Regions from separate parts of the Homo sapiens genome. Here region 1 is linked to region 2. Evidence: chromatin contacts called from ENCODE Hi-C data. All regions are on one chromosome and are shown on one strand. Each heading gives the region's core, a stretch centred on a gene start or an enhancer-like site at or near the end of the contact. The rest is flanking DNA. Distances are from core to core; before and after follow the strand shown. Region 1 has its middle 140 kb from the start of LINC02104. Region 2 has its middle 35 kb from the start of DAB2.

Region 1 (6,231 bases), core at 899-3,398, 200 kb before region 2:
AAGTCCCAGTCATGTTCAAGCCTATGAAGTATATACACTGCATTAGTGGCTCAACTAATATTTTGTATTTGAATACTAAATGAAGCCGACATTGGCAAGTAATCAGGGCATTTATTACATAATCACTTACCTAGAAAATCAATAAGAATTCAAAACGGACTCATTGGCTGTTATTTTTGAAAGTTTGCTGTCCTAGGTTGCAATCATTATGTTTAACAGTGATTATGAAACAAGTCACACAGGTAATTTCTCTAAATTATTTAGCTTCACAAAGATAGATCATAATTTGTCTGTATTTTGCATTTTTACAGACATTTGCCGCCTTAAATCCCAGGAAGTTTTGTAGAGTTCATTTGAGCCTGTATATCACATTACTCAGTACCTGTAGTAAACAGCAATATAATTCACTATCAGTTCATAAATATTATTTTGCCTAATTTTATATAACATTAAGGGCTTCTGTTGGGCAACTGTTTTGGAATAATAAGAGTTGAGCTAATACTGATCATAAAAGAAGAAAAAGCATAAATATTTGAAACAGACCTTTTTCTGTAAGTATCAGATAGTAAGTATTTTCAGCATATTATACAGTCTTCGCTGCAACCACTCAACTCTGGCATTGCTGTATTAAAGCAGCTACAGACAATACATAAACAAACGGGCATGGCTGTGTTCCGATAAAACTTTATTTACAAAAAGAAACAATAGACCAGATTTGGACTGCAGAACATATTTTGCTAACCCTGATCTAAAGATTATTTGATCAAGTGCAGTGGCTTACACCTATAGTCCCAGCACTTTGGGAGTCCAAGTCCAGAGGATTGCTTGAAGCCAAGAGTTTGAAATGAGTTTGGGCAACGTAGCAGACCTCATCTCTACAAAATTTTTTTTAAAGCCAGATGTGATGGTGCATGCCTGTAGTCCTAGCTACTTGGGAGATGGAGGTGGGAGGATCTCCTGAGCCCAGGAGTTCAAGGCTGCAATGGGCTCTGATTGCATACCTGCATTCCAGCTTGGGTGACAGAGCAAGACTCTGTCTTTAAAAAATAAAAATAAATAAATAACATTTTTTAAAAATTATTTGAGAGCACTACCAGGCATTGAGTTAATGAGTTTTGTAGATTACTTTATCCCTTTGTTAAAATTAGTCCTTGTCTATTCTAAAATTAACTGCTTTATATTTTAACTATTGACACCCATTTCTACTTTTCTTGTATTTATTAGATATTTTTAAAAGATACTTATCTTCTTTATAATACTTAATCTCACTTGTATTAGCTTTCTGCCCAGAGTATGTTGTATTTAGCTATAAAACATAACATATAAACCAAGAGCTTCAGCAAGGCATTATGCTGAAAGGAGTAAGAAGTAAAGATGCTTTTCTTCTTAGAATTCAAATTCAGGAAATAAAATGGTACAGACAGAAAAGATACGAGGGACACTCAACAAGAATTAATAATTTTTATAAAGGTGAAACCGGCCCAGTTGTCCCATAGACAGTTTTGTTGTTGTTGTTGTTGCTGTTGTTTGAAGAAACAGAGAAAGTAACCCTTCTGGTCTTAAAGCTTGAAACTTACATTTGTTTCATGAGTTCCTTCCTCAGGAAATTACCCTCAGGCCTCTCAAAAATGATCAAAGAACTGAAACTCACCAGATCACTGCATCCAGACAATGAGATGCCAGAACCCTCATTCATCATGATTGCTTCCTTACCATGCCCCAGTTTTGGTTTTCCCACACATAGTTACATTTCTTCCCTGTTACACAAACCCTAATTTTAGCAGGTCAGGGAGATAGATTTGCCACTGATCTCCCATCTCCTTGGCTGCAGCACTGATTAAACCCTTCTTCCCTAGCAATGCTCATTGTCTCAGTGGTTGGCTTTCTGTGGGGCCAGCAGCAGGACCACCAAACCCCTGGTGTTAAGGTAACAAAGGTAGTAGAAACATTTATTCTAACACTTTTAAAAGACTAAGGAAGAATTTATTCAAGACTATTGCATGGGGCTATTGCAATAGATGAGAGAGATTGGGATTACCAAATACAACAAGAACAAGTGGAGTCACTGGAATACAGCCAATGACTAATGTGAGGGGGTCAGTGGAGAGAAATTTCCTGAGGGTAAATAACTAAGACATCAGGAGTAGAGGTATTCTTGCTAAACACACCAAATAAGATTATTGCTAAAGACAGGCCAAGGACTTAGACATCAAGAGTAGGGGATGAAAAAGGGTGATTAGATATCAAGGGTAGGGAGACTTAATAAACAAACTTAGCAGGATTCTTCCTAAAACTTACTAGGTAAACCAAAGACAGGACAAGGGTCAAGGTCAAGGCCAAGTTGAAAAGCTCAGAGCTTTTAGACCTACCTAAAGTCTGACTAAGAAGAGAGTCTTTGTCAGAACTAATAGGCCAAAAGAGAAGATAAACTGAAAATCCAATGATGATACAGTCATATAAAAAATAATCTAGCAGACAGTCTCTCAGGCTTCCAATGCGAATATTTTTTAACACAACGTTTTCCACAGATTTTTAAATAATTGCTGCAGAAGAGATTCTTTTTAATATTATGGAAATGGAAGATAACATACCTAATTTCAGATACATGTAATCTGTGCATTTTAGCCTTTTTAATTTTACCTCTGTTTTATTTTTGTTACTTCCTTTCATTTTTATCACACTCAAAATATTTCATTTTTACCAAAGGTGATATCTGAATTGACTGTCACTACGTATTTTTCTAAACACATTTTCTTACAACTATTTAGATAAATCAGACATTGAGCCATATTTTCCATATTTTATATTTTACACTACCATATTTTCACATTATATTCAATATAAATGTACAAAATTTTCATGTAAAAATTAATTTTAAAAATTTACATTACTCGTTTTCAATTTTGATAACACTTTCTAGGATGTAGACATCCTACTACACCAAGACGATTCAGCAACTTTAAAATAAACCCACTAAGAATCTTTAATGTTGTCAAAATAATGTCTTCTTATGGGAAGAAGCTGTCAGTGGCATCTCACACTTAATCTCTTTGGCACCTCTCTTTGGATATTGAGAAAAGCTTTCCTAATTGGCTGTGTGGGAGCTTGGACTTGGTATTTAGATCAGAACCTGCCAGGACTGAGCAGGATTATAATGAGTATTATAATCCTGACTCTTATTAAATGCTTTTTTTTCCAGAAGAGTTCCTTTAACAACTCAAATAACTATGATGGGCAGACTTTGAACTTAAAGAAAAGAACACTTAAATGCACTTCCCCAGCAAAGAAACATTTAATTTTTCTTACACGAAGGCTTGAATTACCCATTTTGCTTCCATTATAAGCATCATAGTCATAGTAACTGAGTTTTAAAGGCTTAGATTGTGTAACTTCATTTTGTTTTGTGTTTCTCTCGGTTGCTAGATCTCCACATGAGCACGTACTTCATAGAGAAACTAATTTTTCCGGTGCCATACACGCTGTCTTGGCTTATCCTAATAGCTTTTATTAGGTGGTATGGTATTTTTATTGTGATAAAAAACACATAACAAAATGTATCCTCTTAACAGTTTTTAAGTGTACAGTGCAGTATGATTAACTATAAATACATTGCTGTACAACTGATCTCTAAAACGTTTTTCCTCTTTCATGACTGAAACTCTACATCCATTGAACAACTCTCTGTTTTCTCCTCCCCCGCCAGCCCCATTGTACTTTCTGTTTCTATCAGTAAGATTACTTTAGATACCTCGTCTTTGTGGAATCATACAATATTTGTCATTTTGTGACTGGCTTATTTCACTTAGCATAATGTCCTCAAGGTTCATCCATATTGTTGCATATAACAGGATTTCCTTTCATTTTATTTCATTCTATTTTATCTTATTTTTGAGATGGAGTTTCACTTTTGTCGCCCAGGCTGGAGTGCAGTGGCATGATCTTGGCCCACTGCAACCTCCACCTCCCAAGTTCAAGTGATTCTCCTTCCTCAGCCTCCTGAGTAGCTGGGATTAAAGGTGCCCGCCACCACACCTGGCTAATTTTTGTATTTTTAGTAGAGACGGGGTTTCACCATGTTGGCCAAGCTGGTCTGGAACTGTTGACCTCAGGTAATCCACCCACCTCAGCCTCCCAAAGCGCTGGGATTACAGGCATGAGCCACCACACCCTGCTGTTCCTCTTCTTTTAAAACTAAACATTACACTGTATGTATATAGCACATTTTTTCATTCATCTGTCAAGGAACATTTGGGCTGTTTCCACATCTTGGCTATTGTGAATAATGCGATAAATATGGCTATGCAAGTATCTCTTCAAGATCCTGTTTTCAATTCTTTTAGATATATACCCAGAAGTGAGATTTCTGGATCATATGGTAGTTTGATTTTGAATGTTTTGAGGAATAACTTTACTGTTTTCTACAGCAGGCATACGATTTTACAATGCCAACAAGAGTGTACACGTGTTCTAATTTCTCCACATCATCACCAACACTTGTTATTTTCTGTGGTTTGGGATTTTGTTGTTGTTTTGTTTTCTTTTGTTTTTGCTTTTAGTGGCCACCCTAAAATGGTGTGAGGTTATGTGAGGTGATATCTAATTGTGGTTTTGATTAGCATTTCCTTCATGAGCAGTGACATCGAACATTTTTTCACATGCTTGTTACCCATTTGTGTGTATTCTTAAGAAAACTATTTGAGCCCTTTGCTTTTTTAAAAATTGGGTTATTTTGGTTCTTTTTCATGAATTGTAGGACTTCCTTATGTACACTGGATGTTCACCCCTTACCTGATACAAAGCCTGGACATATTTTTTCCCATTCTGCAGGTTGCATTTCACTCATCAGTTGTTCCCTTTGCTATGCAGACATTTTAAAATTTGATGTAGTATCATTTGCTTTTGCTTCTTGTGTTTTTGGTGCCACATCTAAGAAATCAACTGCCCATTCCAATTTCATTAATATTTTCCCCTGTGTTTTCTTTTAGGACTTTTATAGTTTCAAGTTTTACATTTAGTTCTTGATCCATTTTGAGTTTATTTTAGTAACATTAATCATAAAGCATTTTATTCTTCTCACTTTCAATCATTTTTTCTCTTTTAAGTTTTCTGTTCATTTTACTATAATAGTTTTTTTTTCATTTCCTGGTTTATTTGGTTTTTGATGTTTCAGGTGCTCTTCTCTGGTTTCCCAGTGGTTTTGTGGTTGAGTCATCCGTATGCTTCTTACATTTCTAACATTTTTACTAAGTACATTAATGTTTGCCTAATTTTAACTTTAAAAAATATTAATGAAATAAATTCTGAGAATATATAAAAGTCTTATCAATAGTACCTACTTTCACTTCTCAATATAAATATTTTTTAAATGATGTATGTTTTCTATGCGACTATGAAATAATGAGTGTTGGCTGGAGTGGCCAAATGAAAACCATGCTTAACTGATTTAGGGAATCTTATGACATATTTAAGATTAAATAGGTCATAAAGTTGTGTGTGCTATTATTTTCAAATAATATTTTGAAGCAGGCTTGTAACAAAAATAGCCTATATGGAGGATTTTAGAGCAGTGAAAACACTTGGAGAGTGAATAAAGCAATAAAAATGAGCACAAGCAGCACAGAGGCACAGCTCCTTCTGTCATGTATATTTTGTTTTTCCTAAAGAGCAGCAGAGTACCTAGCTCATGGCTATCCAGAAAGTATCATTTAAGGAATATTGCTTTTGTTTTGAAACAAAAATTTCTAACAGCACAAAGTTTAAAATATTCCTGTTTTTAAAGCACTCTTCTAACCTTGAGAAATACACAAAGCCATTGAGATAGTTGCAGGGGGCAGGTGCGTGTGTTTTAAAGTGGAGTGTCCAACATAAAGTGAATTATAATTCTTACCAGGTCATTTAAAGTCCTTTTTCTTCTGAATTTCGGTTGCTGAATATTTAGTTATGTTTTGAGTAAATATTCTAATTCCTCTTTTTCTTTGAAGCATTCTTTCTGTCTCAGTCACTGCATATTAATCTTTAATAATTTTAAGTACTCATTTATTTCCCAAACCTTCAGCTTCATGTCAATCAAACTAATGAAAATTGTGATCGGAAGAAGGCTACACTTAAAAATAATGCCATAAGTCTCTATTCTTAATAAAGCACAAGCCAAAGCAGCCAGATAAGTAATTAAAAATGAAAACTAAATGTTAGTCTTTAGCAAAAGATAATGGCTTCTCTAGTTTTTGTGCC
Region 2 (5,463 bases), core at 589-3,088:
ACATTGGAATGATTGAGGCTGAGATATATTCTTATGCTGTGTGATTATTGAGTTTAACCCATTAAGTAAACCATATATTTTATGTTCACCATGTCTCATTAGTCCATTCAACAGCTGCCTGCCTAAATGCCAATGCCAATAAAGCTGAATTGTAGCAATTTCTGGACACAGAGGACTTAAACTGACATAGGCATCACCTCCATGTGAGAAAATTCCTTTGGCGGACTATCATCAAAATGTGTTTAAACTCAAATAATTGTGTGCCTCTATAATAATAGGACATTTTCCTTCCAATGAAATGGCTTTTTGTCCAACGGTAGAAATATATAAATTACCCGGATTAAAAAGCATGTGGAGACAAGAGGATACACTCAATTCCTGTCACTGAACATGCAGTGGATTTAGAGGGAGCCCGGACTGTGATGTACAGTGTGCCCTACAGGTCTTTCTGGACCTAAGGGGAAAAAATGTCCTTCAAAAATAACGTAGTTATTGACGTCAGTAAGTCTGAAGTAAAACAATTACGTGCTTTCAAGTCATTTTGTTGCAAACAGCTATGCATTGAGAGTCAGCTGAACGTCTGACATTATCCTAGAAGTTGTGCAAAGGCAAAAAGTTTAAGAGTCAGTTCCTAGCCCCAAGAAATATACAAATGATTTGTCAGGCAATGTATGCACACATGAAACATGGCAATGTTCAGGGCAGCATGTGATTGACTGCCAAAGTGTCTCGAGCAGGAAGTACCAAGGGAGGATGGAGATGGTAATAATCAGGGTTGGGTGGAGAATATCTGAGGAAACTGCACTTGATTTGGGCCTTGAAGAGTAATTGACTGGATTTAGATTTATCTAGAAAGGTCGTTCCCAGCAGAAGCAACAAGAACAACAAGCTTGGAGGTAAGAAGGGACATGGCATGATTTTGTGTCTGCAGAAAGTAATATAAAATTGGAAAATAATGTTCTTTCAGTATCGTAGGGCAGGAACATGGGGAGATTTTGACAATCAATTGAGGAGACTGGAACAGGAGAGGATAATGTATTAGAAGATTATGTATGCAAATATATGTATTTGTATATGTACATGTGTATTTATCAGCTGAGAAATATGGCATTAGATGATTATATATATATATATATATACACATATATATGCATACATATATATATTTGCAGCAGGTAGCACCTAAATTTTATAAACATTAAAGAACTTTGAAGTCAGAGTATGTGTTCACCCTATTCTTTTATCCAAAAACTCATATTTATCAAAACATAGCAGGATTCTTTTGACTAGGAACTTTCAGACGATGATGAAAGGGTTTTACTAACAATAATTCCATCCACACTCTCAAATAAGAATTGTATGCAATTTATCTTTCTAGTTATAAACAATGATTTACAAGAAACCATCAGTGTGTTCTACTAAGCAACTAGTCATAACACTTTATCTGTGTGGCTACGACCTATGGAAACAGATCTGATCCTGTCTGGTGCTCTTCTAATGTGGGCAGGATGATTGACATACTATGATGCCTAGTTGGGCTGGAATGTCCATATCTTACTTCAGGGTCCTTATTTCTAAGTCTAGGTCACTGCTCATGCCACTACTAGCTCAAAGCCTCACTTTTATAGATTGAGTTCTTCATAAAGTTCTGCTTCCCTCCAGTAGCCCCCTCAAATGCTGACCATAGCTTTACTGTGTCTATATGTGCCTTCTCCCTGGCAGCTGCGTTTCCTCTGAGAGAACAGCGGTCTTCTGTCTGCTGTGGCAAGCAAGTCACTTCTTCTTGTAGTGAGAACTGAAACCAGAACCATCATGTGCCACTTCCTGGACACCTCCTATTAAATATTAAAGTCCTCTCACCACAGAAGCCGGAGTTTAGTGGTTAGGGGCACAGGTTCTTAGATATGAACATCAGTTGCAACCTACCAACTGCATGCTCTTGGACAATTTACATTTCTGTGTATCAGCTTTCCTTTTTCTTTAGAATGAGATATTAATAGTAGCAACCCAGAATTGTCATGAAGCCTAACTAAGTTTTTATATATAAAGAGAGTTAGAAGAGGGCTTGGAATGTAACAATAACTCAATAAATATTGGCCTATTATGATTATTGTTTAATCTCTTTATGTACTAATATCATGTACATTACACATGTACATCAATAACTAGCTAATTAAAAGTCTCCAAAATAGATTCTAACATTTAGATTTTTATTATTATCATTTGACTAGTTATTTGAATATTTCTGTCCATATTTACTTATATGCATCTGTATGAAAGGCAATATCAACATGAAAGAGTACTGTTATCACGTAGGCTTAACCCTTCTAACTATGTGGGGAAAAAAATCTTGCTAAGAATTAGGAAACTACAGAAGTCTTTTAGCAACCCATGCAATTGACAAACTTGAAGGTTCAAAGTGGAATAAAATCTGATATTCTTAACTACTTTTGTGGCTATGTTCTTGCAAAACTTCTAAATTTATAAAAGGTGTCCATCAGTTAGTTGAGAAGTCTCTCAACCTGTACTCCAGGAAGAACTGAAACAATGTAAAGCCATGTAATTCTTATAGATGATCTTGTTATAAAGACAGAACTTTCGTATATGAAAAAACTAAAGGGCAACACAAAATTGAGCATATTATGGGAGGTCAGGAAGGAGTGAGCTCAATAGGCTTAAATTGTAGTGTGAAGGATGTGGCATAAATATCAGGAAACATTTATGAACAGTAAATGCTATTAAAATGGGGTCATTACAATCTTCTTCCCCAAGAGCTCTCAGCAAATGTGGATTTACATGTAATCCTGCTTTAGCTTGATAATTCATTGCATACCTTGGAGGCAAAGGGAGTGGATTTGATTATCTTGTTAAGGATCCTTTGGTCCTCTGGTGTTATAATCCTGAGAGAAACCTCTTGGTATTCCTCAATCTCATGTTTCTCAATGAAAAACAAGAGAATGGTATGTTAAACTGCATCTACAGCTCTGAGATCTTTATGCTAACTGTGTTATAAACAGCATGAACTCAATGAACTTATTACTACTAAGGGAAGTTGATGACTTGAAGGAAAATGAGAAATTCTGAAATTTAATGTTTAATTTTTTATTAATTTTAAATTCTTAATTTAAATCTTTAGGAATTAAATCTTTTCTAGCATTCCTTGATTTTGGAAACATTTACTTGTGACCAAAAGCATTCTACAATTTTTAAAAAACATGTTATCCTGTTTCAGTAAAGTTATTCTTAAAGATGAATGTTGACTAAGGAAGCAAAAACACAATTGTGAGACTGAATCAGGTATTTATTTTAAAAGTATTACAGTCATCTCTTCAGAAAAAAAATATAGCAGTAGGCACTTCTCCCCATCCCAACCCCATGATCCAACCTAACTTCTAAGGTCCCCATAAGAAATGTGTTACTATTGATCTCATGAATAACCCAGCTTGTATTTCTAGTTACAATGTACACAAACATGGAAGGGATTATTAAATGAATACTTTATACATCTTTTCTGATGTGATTTTATAGATAAAAAATTTCTCCCATTGTATTCATTTGACAATTATTTATTGAGCACATAAAATATGCCAGGTGCTGTGTTGGACATGACCTTGAGACAAAGATAAAAAATAAACAAACAAGAAACTATGCAGTGATGATGTATGCTGTGATGTAAATGGAATGATGGGATAAGATGTGTTTGAGCAAGAAGGGCTACTAAGTTGGGCAATATTCCCATCCTTGGCCTGATTCCATTCCAACTAATTTCTCTCCCATGTCTTGCTCTGCTCTGTACTGTGGTGGGGCTGACCCCCGCAGGCATTTCGCTGTCTCCTGTGTTAGCTGATTTAAGGCTGGATTTAATAAAGGAACCACTGATACGAGAATGGAGTACTGGTAGAAGGGAAAAGCTAGAGTACTTCTGCCCTCTCTCTCTGCCTTAGACGGCATCTTCAGCAGGGCTGCATACACCCCCTGGCTCTCACCAGATGTGTTTGATGTAATTCTAGCTTCTGCTGTGGTCCCTGAACTCCAGTAAACTCACCTCCACTTTTTGTCCCTCTGGACTAGGATTGGTAGTGACTTTCTGCTTTTATTAATCTCTTGGTTGTTTTACCACCCCCTGTTTGGCTTCTTAGCTCTTCAACCATGTTGATAACCAATACTATGTATTATATTTCCTGTGTTTTAAACACTTAAGCATTATTGCATTTTCCTGGGTGGACCCTGACTGAGACAAGGAATCAAGAAAGGGTTAGCTGAGGAAGTGAAATGTAAAATAAGAACTAGAGAATGAAAAGAATCCAGACATGCGAGTCTCAAGAAGGAGGATAGTCCCAGCTGATGAAAGTGAAATTCATAAAGGAAGAATAAACCTGAACTCTTCAAGGAGCATAAGGCAAGCCAGTGTGGCTGTGTCACCATATGAGAAGGGGAGAATAGTTAGAGCCGAATAGGAGAATAATTAGAGTGGTAGATGGTATAGGATCACATAGATTCCTATTCCAAGCATGAGGGAAATGGATGTACTTTGATTTGGATTATTTATTTATTTATTTATTTATTTATTTATTTATTTTTGAGACAGAGTCTTGCTCTGTCACCAGGCCGGAGTGCAGTGGCACAATCTTGGCTCACTGCAACCTCTGTCCTGGGTTCAAGCAATTCTTCTGCCTCAGCCTCCCGAGTAGCTGGGACTACAGGTGCACGCCACCACACCCAGCTAATTGTTGTATTTTTAGTAGAGGCAGGGTTTTACCACTTTGGCCAGGATGGTCTCGATCTCTTGACTTCCTGATCCACCCTCCTCTGCATCCCAAAGTGCTGGGATTACGCACATGAGCCACTGTGCCGGGCCATGATTTTGATTTTTTTTTTTTTTTAACAATTAATCTGGCTTCTTTCTGGATAATGGGTTAAATGTTAGGAGAGAAGATAGTTCAGGGTAGTAACAAGGAGATGGAGAAAAGTGAACTGATTCACAAAGAATTTTGTAGATAGAATTGGCCCAACTTACCCAGTGGTGTCAATGTCAAGGATGAAAGAGAAGAACTAAGGATGAATCCTAAATTTTCATCTGAACAACCAAGTGGATGATGACATCAACTGAGAGGGAAGAATGAAGAGGCAGCAGGTTGATGGGAAAGAAGAGCCCTGTTTTGGACCTGTTAGGTTGAAACGCCTCTCAGACCTCCTGGTAGAGATATATAAGAGGTAGCGTGTATATGAGTCTGGAGTTCAGAGGAGAGGTTAGAGCTAGAGATATAAATTTAGGAATTGCTGGCATATAAGTGGTTTTTAGACCTGTGGCTTAGATAACATTGCCTATGAAGAGAGTCAAATTTGAAACAATTCATTATAAGCCATCAGTTATTCTCCCACACACAGGGTTTTGAAGGGGGAAAAGTCATTAGACATACCACATTTTTTTAAAAAATAGACTTTTAAAAGAAGAAGTAGAAG

The links. A loop is a pair of places that touch in the nucleus more often than their neighbours do. Pooled maps may share reads with other maps.
Region 1: a map with no recorded cell type shows a loop between it and region 2 (12-fold over the local background). The contact joins two enhancer-like sites. A Hi-C loop is called at or near these places in 3 of 37 single-sample maps with no recorded cell type and 3 of 50 pooled maps.

What each region holds. Positions count from the first base shown.
Region 1 is chr5:39,657,093-39,663,323 of GRCh38, reverse strand. No RefSeq gene overlaps it. Among named protein-coding and RNA genes, the nearest start is that of LINC02104, 140 kb to the right of the region's middle. Within about 2 kb of position 2,148, at least 2 of the 41 ENCODE cell types and tissues checked have a DNase peak (open chromatin) inside an H3K27ac peak, as active enhancers do.
Region 2 is chr5:39,457,511-39,462,973 of GRCh38, reverse strand. No RefSeq gene overlaps it. Among named protein-coding and RNA genes, the nearest start is that of DAB2, 35 kb to the right of the region's middle. Within about 2 kb of position 1,838, at least 5 of the 41 ENCODE cell types and tissues checked have a DNase peak (open chromatin) inside an H3K27ac peak, as active enhancers do.